Regions from separate parts of the Homo sapiens genome. Here all the other regions are linked to region 3. Evidence: chromatin contacts called from ENCODE Hi-C or POLR2A ChIA-PET data. All regions are on one chromosome and are shown on one strand. Each heading gives the region's core, a stretch centred on a gene start or an enhancer-like site at or near the end of the contact. The rest is flanking DNA. Distances are from core to core; before and after follow the strand shown.

Region 1 (3,943 bases), core at 1,123-3,622, 1.0 Mb before region 3:
TTAGCCAGGCGTGGTGGCATGCACCGTAGTCCCAGCTACTCAGGAGGCTGAAGTGGGAGATCCCTTGAACCCAGGAGGTCGAGGCTGCAGTGACCCATGATTGAGCCACTGCACTCCAGCCTGGGCAACAGAATGAGACCCTGTCTCAAAAAAAAAAAAAAAAAAAAAAAAGGGAAAGCACTCTGTTGCAGAGCGCAAGTATCAGTAGACTTAGGCCTTTGCCCAAGAAGATTGATAGTTTTCTTCCCCTTTCCTTGAGTTTTCCAGCCTCCTCTCAGTCATTACTTGGGTGGGAGAAGAGGAGGGAGTTAGCAGGTGGAGCTGTCTCAGGTGAGCAGGTGAGTCAAGAGATTAATCTCCTGTCTCCTTTCTTTGGGTTGCAGCCGTTCCAGGGTCTATCTTCAGGGATTAATAGACTGCTATTTATTTGGAAACAGCAGCACTGTATTGGAGGACTCGAAGTCCAACGAGAAAGCTGAGGAATGGGGCCGGAGTGGCAAAGACCCCGACCGCTTCAGACCTGACGGCCTGCCTAAGAAATACTGAGCTTCCTGCTCCTCTGCTCTCAGGGAAACTGGGCTGTGAGCCACACACTTCTCCCCCCAGACAGGGACACAGGGTCACTGAGCTTTGTGTCCCCAGGAACTGGTATAGGGCACCTAGAGGTGTTCAATAAATGTTTGTCAAATTGAATTTGTTGGTGGAAACTGGGAACATTGAGGCAGACTTTCTGGGAAGAATGGTCATCTGAGGCCATATGGAAGATAAACAGCACCATGGCAGATGAGCCTGTGACTGAGGGGGACCAAGGACTCCCAGCTGGCCTGTAACTATGCAGGCTCCTCACATGACCCAAGCCAAGCTTCTCTGGTCATTTTCGGCCCCAGCTTCCCCTCCTGAGTAAGCCTAAGCCGGCAAAGCACTGACCATCATCCTGGGCTTCTGAGTGGCTGGAGTCATGGCTCTGGCACAGCCCTGGGCAGTCTTCCATCAGTCTCCTCTGTATCTCAGATTGGACTTCTACCCCCAAATTCCCACTTCTTCTTCAGGGCCTCACAGTTTATTTTGTTGCAGTTTCCAGGCCTCTCTGTATACAGACTTTGTACTGCCCAATTCATTGCATCCTGTCCACTCTCTGCCTCTAGGCCTTGTCCCCCAGTGAGCTCTTTCCTTATGGAGAAGGTACATTGTGGGCTGAGTGTGGTGGCTTATGCCTGTAATCCTAGCCTTTTGGGAAGCTGAGGCAGGAGGATCGCTTGAGCCCAGGAGTTCAAGACCAGCTAGGCAACATAGTGAAACCTCATCTTTACTAAAAACCAAAAAAATTAGCCAGACATGATGGCATGTGCCTGTATTCCCAGCTACTTGGGAGGCTGAGGCTAGAGTACTGCTTGAGCCCAGGAGGTCAAGGCTGTAGTAAGCTATGATCACTCCATTGTACTCCAGCTTGTATGACAGAGTGAGACCCTGTCTCAATAAAAACAAGGTACATTGCTTAGAGAAGCCTAATCCTAGGAGTTCTATCCTAGAAACTGCTATCTTGGACTCTGGTTTCTTTCTTTCTTTCTTTTTTTTTTTTTTTTTTTGAGACAGAGTCTTTCTCTGTTGCCCAAGCTGGAGTGCAGTGGCACGATCTCAGCTCACTGCAAACTCTGCCTCCTGGGTTCAAGCAATTATCACACCTCAGCCTCTGGAGTAGCTGGGACCACAGGTGCGCACCACCATGCCCGGCTAATTTTTGTGTTTTTAGTAGAGATGGGGTTTCGCCATGTTGGCCAGGCTGGTGTCAAACTCCTGGCCTCAAATGATCTGCTGCCTTGGCCTCCCAAAGTGCTGGGATTACAGGCCTGAGCCCCTCTGCCTGGCCGACTCTGATTTATCTCTTATCAACACCCGTGCCTCCCCTGACTCAATTTTTAATTTGTCCCGCTCATTTTACCTAAGGAATGACTCTCCTGTTGGTTTTCCTTATCTTTATTCTCTTTTTTTTTTTTTTTTTTTTTTTTTTTTTTGACAAAATCTCCCTTTGTCAAACAAGCTGGAGTGCAATGGGGTGATCTCGGGTTACTCAACCTCCGCCTCCCGGGTTCAGGGGATTTTTTCACCTCACCCTTCCGAGCAGCTGGGATTACAGGCATGGGCCACCACACCTGGCTAATTTTTGGGTTTTTAATAAAAAAGGGGGTTCACCATGTTGGCCGGGCTGGGCTAACTCATGGGCTCAACTGGCCAAGGGTCTGAAAATGTAGGCCTGAACCACTGCACCTGGCCGGCATTTCGTTGGCTTTTAGTTCAAATAAAATTCTACTTCCTGTCCTAAAGGGGAAGTGAGATATGTAGATAGACAACACAGTTTAGTAAGAGCCTCAACAGAAGCACACACTGGTGGCAATCCAAATTTTGCTGGGGTATGGGAAGTCAGCAAATAGTAATTAGAATAGCTGCCATTTTTAATTGCAATTGCAAGACTGTGCCCTACAGTTTAAATACTTTATCTGATTTAAGCTGCAGAGAAGGCTTTGATGTTCTCAGCTGGATAAACTGAGGTTTAGAGAGGTTTGTGTTTAGGACCTTCTCCAAGGTCACATATGTAACAGGTGCAGAGCCAGGACTGCAGGCTGGTTTGTCTGACTTCAGAACCTGTGATACACTGAACAAGGCCAAGAGGTTCAGCAGTGGAGACCCCTTTCTTCTTCGTGGATCTCCAGCACTTGGTTTAAATGGCCAGGTGAGCCCTTATGCTTGGGGAAATGTCTGACTTGTTTGAGAACAGGCACCATATCTTGTTCATCACTGCATGCTTAATGCCTAGCAGGGTCCAGGCACTCAGTAGTTGCTTTCTGAATTAGATTATCCCATTGAAAACCTACACTTCAACCCACATTACTCTTCACTCTTGCACATTGTCTTCTTCCTCTTAATAAGTCAAACTTGTTGAAAGTATTGCCCATCTACACACCTTCTGATTCTTCACTTCTGATCATATGTTAACCCACTCCAGCCTGGTTTCTGTCCCCACAACTTCAGCAAAATACCTTTGTCACCACTGACCTCCATGCTGCCAAAAACAATGAACATCTCTCTTTTCTCATATCAGTAGCTCTGTGAGCAACATTCAACGCAGTTGCCTTCCCCTTCCTTCCTGATATATTTGGTCTCTTGGCTTCATAATACTACTCTTTCCTTCATCAGCTCTAAGTAGCATAATATTACCCTCTACCTCAATTCTCCTTTATTTCCTTAGCTGGGACTTTTTTTATCTCCCCAAACTCTGTGTTCTTCAGACTTGGCTCTGGGCCCCCATTCTTTATTTCTCTATGCTCTCTTTCACAAGTCTAAATAGTACTTATATGTGGATGGCTTTTAAAATTATATCTCCCCCTGCAAAACTCATTTCTGAGCTCCATGCTTGTACATCCAACTGGCTACTTGACATATCTACATAGCTGGCTTCCAGATATCTCAAACTTAACGTGTCCCAAAATGAACTCGGGTTTTCCCGTCAGAACTCTTCACACTCCAGGTTTCTCCATTTCAGTTAATGACATGGCCATTCTCTCTGTTCCTCACACCAGTTAGGGGAATGTGTTGATGCTTCCCTTCACTTTACCCCCACATTCAATCCGCTGGATGTGAACTTCCAAAGTTCATCTCTAATCCATTGACTTCCTCTCATTTACACCCTCATGCTCCTGGCTACATCATTTCTCATCTGGGGTACTGCGGTAGCCATCTAACTAGTCTCCCCATTTTATTTTATTTTATTTTATTTTATTTATTTTATTTTTTTTGAGATGAAGTCTCGCCCTGTTGCCAGGCTTGAGTGCAGTGGCACAATCTCGGCTCACTGCAACCTCCGCCTCCTGGGTTCTAGCGATTCTTGTGCCTCAGCCTCCTAAGTAGCTGGGACTACAGGCGCCTGCCACCACGCCCAGCTAATTTT
Region 2 (3,682 bases), core at 1,183-3,682, 1.9 Mb before region 3:
AAAGGCTTGCAATTTTAAATACGGGGGTCACAGAATGCCACACAGAGGTGACATTTGTGTCAAGACTTTAAAGAGGTGGGGGAATAAGCCAAGTGGGCACACAAGGAAAGAGCATTCCAGAAGTAAGTATGAAAGACTCTGAGGCTGGTGTGGCTGGGGATGACCGGGCAAGCAAGACAGTAAAAGATGAGGTCAGGCTGGGAGCGGTGGCTCACGCCTGTAATGCCAGCATTTTGGGAGGCCGAGGCGGGCGGATCACAAGGTCAGGAGATCGAGACCATCCTGGCCAACATGGTGAAACCCCATCTTACTATACAAAAAATTAGCAGGGTGTGGTGGTCCGCACCTATAGTTCCAGCTACTCGGCAGGCTGAGGCAGGGGAATCATATGAACCCGGGAGGCGGAGATTGCAGTGAGCCGAGATCGCGCCACTGCACTCCAGCCTGGCAACAGAGCAAGACTCTGTCTGAAAAAAGAAAAAAAAGATGAGGTCAGAAAGGAAACTGCAGACCTGATTGTATAGGCAAATCCTGGCAAAAATCCAACAGCACCGATCTTGGAATCAAAAGAACCAAATTCAATGAGAGCAGTAATGTTTTTGTCTGTTTTGTTCACTAATTTATCACAGCACCTAAAACGGTGCCTGGCAGACATTCAAAACACATTTGCTGAATGAACGACTGAAGTCTTGGCTCTATCACTTAGCAGCTATTTGACTTGTAGCAAGTGATTCCAGTTTTCTGAGCCTCTGTTCTCATTTCTAAAATCAGAATAATCATTTCTCCCCACCTCAGAGGATTATAGTGAGGATCAAAAATGGGGAAGTATTTTGCAAACTGCAAAGCAGTATATATAGGTGAGGTCTTCACATTACTGAAAAAGTGAACAAGAGCAATTATTATTAACAACGACAATGATCTCTCTACCTTTCCCTACTAAATTCAACCACCAAATCATTCTCTCCCTCTCTATAGGCCATGGAACTGGGACAAGGCTAATCTTCCCTTCAGCATGAGAGAGTGAACTTTAAGCACTTGAAGCCTTCTGTAAATGAGTGGCAGTAATTAAGACATAATAGTTACTCCTACCAACTTTTCTTTGAGCCTCTCTGAGAAAAAGAATGAGGCGCTGTTTCCATGTGAAGATTCAACACCCTTTGGTAAAATCCAGTCTGCCTGAGAACTATTTTTTTTCTGTTAAAATTCAAGAATAACCAATAAGAACACCTTGACATTTCCCCAGACATCTTGTCCCTCACTTAAACCTACACAAGATCGTGCTGAAAGAAGGGAAAGGGAAAGCATGAGGAACACTCTCGGGACTGGAAAAACGTTTTTAGAGATCAGGTAATCCAATCATCCCAAACTGAGAATCTACCGCCTAACTGATTCCAGCTGAAGACAGCTTTAGTGTTCGTTCTCATCTGTATATGGGGATAATATCTTCTTAAGGATGCTTCAATTCTGGAATAAAATAATGCATATGAAAGCATCTGACATGGGTTATGCACTCACTAAAACTGGCTGAACCTGGAAATTCTGCATTTATTCAATAAATATTAAGTGAACGTCTACAATATACTAGTCAGTACTCTAGGCACTAGGAAAGGGCCATAAGCAAAAAGCACAAAAATCTTGTTTTCTTGGAGACAACATCTACCTCCTGTAACTTCTCCGACTGGCCCGCCTGGCTTCTTTGGACCTCCGTCTGGCTTTTATATAACACCTCCTCCACGGAATATTGTCCTTTGAGATTCTGCAGATCGCTGTGGTGTACCTCCCCTCTCCACGCCCCTTTCCTCCATCCTAAACAAGCAGCCTTAATTATTTCAAGGAGTAAGCAAGGATGCGGAAACAGGAGCGAAAACTGGACTGGGTGGGGTGAAGGCGGGTGCTAAGACGCCAGGGCTGAAAAAGAAATCAACAGAACCGCTCCGACTCCGGGCCAACGTCAAGACGGGCGGGTCCGAATCAGGTGTGTCACCTGACACCTCTCCCGGGAAGGGCCATCGTCCCCTCCCCAGGCCCACAGAGGTCCCCGCCGGGCTCCGGGTACCGGCCCCAGGGGGCGCCCTGGCCAGGGATGGAGGCTGGAGGGGCCGGCTCGGGCCCTCACCCCTCAGTCCTCGCCTTTTCTTCCCAGTCGCCTCAGAGACAATTTCCAGCATCGTTCGTGGTGTTTCCAGGCTCCCGCTTCCCAGACCTAGGCCCCGCCGCTCCCGAAACCCCCTCATCGAGCGGCCTCTCACCCACACCATCCTTTCCTCCACAGCTGCAGCCGCTCTCCCGGCCCCCAGGACAGCCACCGCCCGGCCGCACTCACCTGCGAGCCCAGCCCCGGCCCCTCCATCTCCCCAGGAGCCCACAGCGGCTGAGGCTACTAGGCAAGTAGCGACTGCCGCCAGCCCGCCAGCCCGCCTTGGGTCGCCTCTTCTCCCACTTCCTGCTGGCGCCCTCACCTCCGCCGCTGCGGTCCCCGCTCGTGCCCTGAGCCGTCAATCGGTCCCGGAGAACCAATCCCAGCCCTCCATCGGCTAGGGGCGGGACTTTCTCACCTCCTGGGAAGCCCGCTGTGAACAGCTCGCCAGAGGCTCCACCCCCGGCCCGCCCGTGCCGGTCGCTCCCCCAGCCCCAGCCCAGGACCGAGCGCCCCTCCCTGCCCCAGGTGCCACGGGCCCCAGATGTGCGTCCAGGGTCAGGATCAGACTGTTATTCCAACGTCAACCACCATCTATTGAGAGCAAATCTGGACTTGGCTACTTAATTGCTAAATGACCTTGTGAAAGTCTCTTATTTTACCTCAATTTTCTCATCTGTGAAATGAGGAAAATAAGGGTACCTACTTCATGGAATTATCAGGAGGATTAAATGAGAAAACGCATGTAAAGCCCCTCAGCCCGTGCGTTACATATAAAAAGGAATCAATAGATGTTAGCTATTTAAATGTTTTCCACTCCATTTGCGTGATCTTGGGCAAGTCACCTCTACCGCCTGAGGTTCTGTTTCCTCAAATGAAACAAAAAATGAGTTCTACGGCGCAGGCTAGAGGGGGAGTGGGCGAGAGCCTCCCACTTGAAGTGCACCTCCCCCCTGACCTCCACGACCCTTTGTGGAGGGCACTGGAGGAGCTGGCATTTAAGCCCTGTCCAGCTTGAAGGTCTATGAAGCAAGCATTAGGGATGGCTCCTTCCCTTGGGGCGTTCCAGTGGGGCAGTGGGGCTCTCCTACTTCAGCCCCGAGTAAACACTGGGGTTTTTCTAGCCCAGCACTTAACACAGTTCTTTGTAATGGTTCCTTAGATGTGTCTGTTGCCAAGTGGAACCAGATTAAGACCTTTAGAAGCTAATTTGAAAACGATCTGAAAACATTATGACTTCCTTATTTTATAAAAATAATACTAAATCATAAAATAAATAAATAGAAATCCAACAAAGTGCTGGGTTTTCCATGGAAAATATTGCTATGATACAATAAAATCGTAGATGTATTACTATTGCTTTAGTGTCTGTGTCCTTTGGGCACGTCAGCCCTGGCTTGCCCCCAAAAGCCCAAACCCTTTGAGGATAGGAACCATGTCAGATCCATCTCTGAACTCCCAGTGTCTAACACAGCACTGGGACATGGAAAATGCTCAGCACAATTTTAATGAATGATGGATGGATGGATGTACAGGCGTGTCATT
Region 3 (3,853 bases), core at 1,205-3,704:
TAATCCCAGCACTTTGGGAGGCCTAGGCAGGCAGATCACTTGAGGTCGGGAGTTCGAGACCAGCCTGACCAACACGGAGAAACTCTGTCTCTACTAAAAATACAAAAATTAGCTGGGTGTGGTGGCACATGACTGTAATCCCAGCTACTCAGGAGGCTGAGGCAGAAGAATCCCTTGAACCAAGAGAGGCGGAGGTTGTGGTGAGCCGAGAGCACACCATTGCACTCCAGCCTGGGCAACAAGTATGAGACTCTGTCTCAAAAAAAAAAAAAAAAAAAGTGAAGCCAGTGGAAGAAAGGAAACAGGAGAAATGGTTGCCAGCTATGTTCTAGTTGGTTCCAAATGACAGCAGCACCAGTTTGTACTGTCTCCCAGAAGTCTGTGTTCCTACTGTTTACACATGCATCTTCACAAGCCATTGCTGACAGATGAGATATGCTGAGAGAGGGTTACCTGTTCAGATTCTTGACACCTGGCAACTTGTGAAAGCTAATTTTTTTGGAATCTGGAAAACTATCAAACTCCTTTTCTTTCTCTTCACCTTATTGGGAACCTTTTGGTTGATCAGAGCCTACCATGTATCAGTCATTCAAAAGCTATAATAAAATAATGAATTCAGAACTGCAACAAGGAAGTGACTCAAGGACCAGGGCCCTCTGCTGCTGAGACTCAGGGGAAATACGTTTCATTAAAAAAAAAAATTAGAAGAAAAAATCCAGTCTGTCTCGCTGGATCAAAAAAAAAGAAAGGAAGAAAGAGAGAGAGGGAGAGAGGAATAAAGAAAGAGAAAGAAAAAGAAAGAAAGAAAAAGAAAGAAAGAAAGAAAGAAAGAAAGAAAGAAAGAAAACAAAAGAAAAAAAAAAGACAGACAAATAGTTACTCTTTCCTGAAGACTCAGTGTTCTCCCAAGGCCTCTTCCTTCTTTCCTGAAGGCACACTCAGATCTGGAGCAGAAGCTAGGAAGCTACCCTGAGATAAATCACTTTCCCCACCCTTTTTAATCTTGTGAAAGAGCTGCTGCCAATTTTAGAAATTCCTCCTTTGATCAGAAGATAAAGCAGAACAATGCTGCGGAACTAAGTTGATTTCTAAGGGACATTCTTCTAGAGTGTGTAGCCTGCCTGGAAGTGTGTGTGCATAGAGGAGGGGCGGGGTTGGGGGAAAGATAGGAGTTGGAAGGGGGGGGGGTGTACAACAGCCAGTAGCTACAGCCGTAAGAAATAATCACATTTGTTTCTAGAATTCCCCATAGAATAGAAACTCCATCCAATTTTACCATCCCTGCGGAGGTGCAGGCATGTTTATTACAGCGCTATGAGGGATTCATCCACTCCACATTCCCCATTGCCCTAGCCCCCTTTCGCCAACCCCCGTCCCTGCCAAATCAGGCCAATTTCTTTCTTTCCAGTTATTTGCTGAAAGTTCAACTTCTCTTAGAGCCTTCTAATTATGCGTATATCATATAGGCTGATAATTTTTAGTTTAGGCTGAGAAATGCAGCCTAAATCAGTCTGCCACATCAGATTGTGAACGTCTGGATGGTGTGGACCCCCTTCTCCTACTGCTTAAAAGACAATCTTGTTGTAAAACGCTATGGAATCGTTCCTCTCCCCTTAACATCTTTGTGCCCCAGAAGCCCCATCTGTAAATGGGGATAATTTTCCTATATCTTCCCATGGTTACGTAATTTTTAGATCTAACACGTGAGGACCAAACGCTTTACAAGCATAATCTCATTAAATTCTCAATAAGAATATATTATTATGGAGGTTGCATGTGAAAATACTTTGTAATGTAGAAAGAGCCGTCTGGCTGTGAGTTATTATCAGGGGGTTATCTTCCTTACCTGGCTGTTGTGAGGATGAAACGAGACGCCGACCTGAAAGCGTTTTACGTGCTATCAAGCATTTTACAGAAACCACGTGATAGGCTACTAATTACCCACCGTATACCACCTGACCCACCGTGAGGCCTCGGTAAATACTGGTTGGAGTGGACGAGTTTAAGTCTTGCCTGTTCCTTTCAGTCTTCCAATCACAAAGTAATCTCGGCGCCGCCAGGGGCCAAGACACAAATCTGGGAACCTCAGCCTAGATGGAGGAGGGTGCGGGGTCCCGGGAGAGGGGATGAGAACAATAGGGTACTTCAGTGCCCGGGCCCTGTTTAGCGGGTCTTCGGACTCAGGGCCCGAGGGGCGGCCAGCTGGGGTGTCCGGAGAGCTCCCCTCCCCAGGTCTGGGGTGTGCACGGAGAGGCGTCCAGAGCCTGCTCAGCATTCCTCGGGAGAGAGCCAGACCCTGGTCCCCCGGGCCCGTGCGCCCCAGCGCCCCAGCTCCCTTGCTCACGCCACCCCGGCAGCGTCCAAGCCCCGCCCGCCAGCTCAGGTAGGCCGTCCGCGCCAGCCAATTCGCAACAAGTCCGGGCGGGGAAGGCGGTGCTTCCCTGTCCGGAAGTGACGTGCTGCGCTTGGCTGGCTGTGGAGTCGGCCGAAGCTTTCGGCGGCGGCTGAGCCAGCTGAGGGGAAAAATGGCTCGGACTGTGGCGGCTTCGGCGGCTCAGGTTGTGGTAGAGGCGGAGGCTCAGGCAGCTTGAGGTGAGGAGCGGTCGGTGCGGCTGGGGACGATATTCGGGGTCCTGCTCTGCAAGGGTGGAGAGGGGCCCCGGGGTTCCCGGGCTGGAAGGGTCTCTTGTCGCGGCCCCCAGTGCCTTGGGTGCCCGCGTCTGACCCTCCATCCCGTGCTCTTGGCGTTGCCCAGCCCGACTCCCCCCTCCCTCCGGGCCTTGCTTCCACCCAGGCCGTGAGCAAGTGCTGCGCTGGAGGTGCGAGGAGCCCGCGTCCCCACCAGGCCCCTCTTCTCGGGAGCGGAGGTGCGCCAGGGAGTTAGTTTTGTCCCACAGAAGGAGGGCAGGCCCCCCGGCCGCCGGCCCCCCTCCCCCGCCTTGTCCCGCGGGACCGGGCTGGAGCCGCAGTGGCCGGTCCTATTTTCTTGGCAGATTGTTAGTTCTGGCGAGTGTGTGTGTTGTACTTCTCAGTGACGGCCCCTTCTTTCACCTCCTGTCCCATCTCTGGCTCTGGGGGCCAAGGATACTTTTTCTTCTTCCCGGACCCCCCACTCCCACCGCGTTGCCTTTAGCCGCGAATCCACTTGCTTTGGGAACACTATTCTTTCAGTGTGTATTTAGCGCATCATCCTTCTGAGAGAGCGGTCAGATTAAAAAATACTAGCTTAACTCTTCCTGAGTGACGGAGGAATCATAAATAATTGAAGAAAAAGGCACATACTTATTTTCCTCACTGAATTTCTGGCTTTAAAAACGACATTCTCTAGCTGTGGAATTATTTTTTGGGGGAGGAGGGATTGAGGAGGGAAATGAGGAAGGAGAAACTAAGGAAAAAAGTCTGGACATAACGTGGAAGAGAGAGCCTGTTGTAGTTCTTTTCCTATACTGGCCCGATAGAAATTGAGGTTATAATTATATTCTTATTTTGAACAGTGGGGGTTTGAATTAAGTGAAACGAAGGAGGCCTGCCTCTTTGAACAAGATTAGTTATTAAAGAATGTCCTGAAATCTTTCCTGGTGGGTTTCAGGCAGAAAAGCTCTGTTGGGAAAATTTTTAAATCTATTGTAGCATCAAAGGCCACAGCATATAAGAGATGCAAGAAGAAGAAAGCTGTTTGTAGGGGAACGGTGAAGACATAGTAGAAAGAGGGAAGGCTGCACAGAAGTCCAGGAACTAATTCCAGGAGAGACTTTGTACCTTTGCCTCCTTGGCTTGTGGTTCAAGTCTCCACAAGAGACTCCTTTAGCAGCTCTGCCATAGTTGGGGTTGGTGCTCTTTTTTTTTTTTTTAA

Evidence for each region. A loop is a pair of places that touch in the nucleus more often than their neighbours do. ChIA-PET counts read pairs that join two places held with the same protein, here RNA polymerase II (POLR2A). Pooled maps may share reads with other maps.
Region 1: a map with no recorded cell type shows a loop between it and region 3 (5-fold over the local background). The contact joins the enhancer-like site here to the promoter of PIK3C2A in region 3. A Hi-C loop is called at or near these places in 1 of 37 single-sample maps with no recorded cell type and 1 of 50 pooled maps. POLR2A ChIA-PET finds 5 or more read pairs at or near these places in 1 of 52 experiments (BJ).
Region 2: a loop to region 3 is called in a map of B cell, with 8 times the contacts of the local background. The contact joins the promoter of ZDHHC13 here to the promoter of PIK3C2A in region 3. A Hi-C loop is called at or near these places in 1 of 168 maps with a recorded cell type or tissue (B cell), 1 of 37 single-sample maps with no recorded cell type and 5 of 50 pooled maps.

The regions. Positions count from the first base shown.
Region 1 is chr11:18,228,105-18,232,047 of GRCh38, reverse strand. It overlaps SAA2-SAA4 (SAA2-SAA4 readthrough), which reads left to right. Exons shown (of 6, transcript NM_001199744.2): 6 at 384-693. The coding sequence ends at 546. SAA4 (serum amyloid A4, constitutive) reads left to right here. Exons shown (of 4, transcript NM_006512.4): 4 at 384-693. The coding sequence ends at 546. Among named protein-coding and RNA genes, the nearest start is that of SAA4, 6.7 kb to the left of the region's middle. RefSeq lists a silencer at 2,618-2,667. Within about 2 kb of position 2,372, at least 2 of the 41 ENCODE cell types and tissues checked have a DNase peak (open chromatin) inside an H3K27ac peak, as active enhancers do.
Region 2 is chr11:19,115,918-19,119,599 of GRCh38, reverse strand. It overlaps ZDHHC13 (zDHHC palmitoyltransferase 13), which reads right to left and starts at 2,432. Exons shown (of 17, transcript NM_019028.3): 1 at 2,324-2,432. The coding sequence starts at 2,350. RefSeq lists silencers at 2,013-2,242, 2,333-2,412, 2,463-2,702.
Region 3 is chr11:17,206,587-17,210,439 of GRCh38, reverse strand. PIK3C2A (phosphatidylinositol-4-phosphate 3-kinase catalytic subunit type 2 alpha) reads left to right here and starts at 2,454. Exons shown (of 33, transcript NM_002645.4): 1 at 2,454-2,592. RefSeq lists silencers at 2,306-2,385, 2,736-2,995 and enhancers at 2,526-2,635, 2,141-2,663, 2,664-3,187.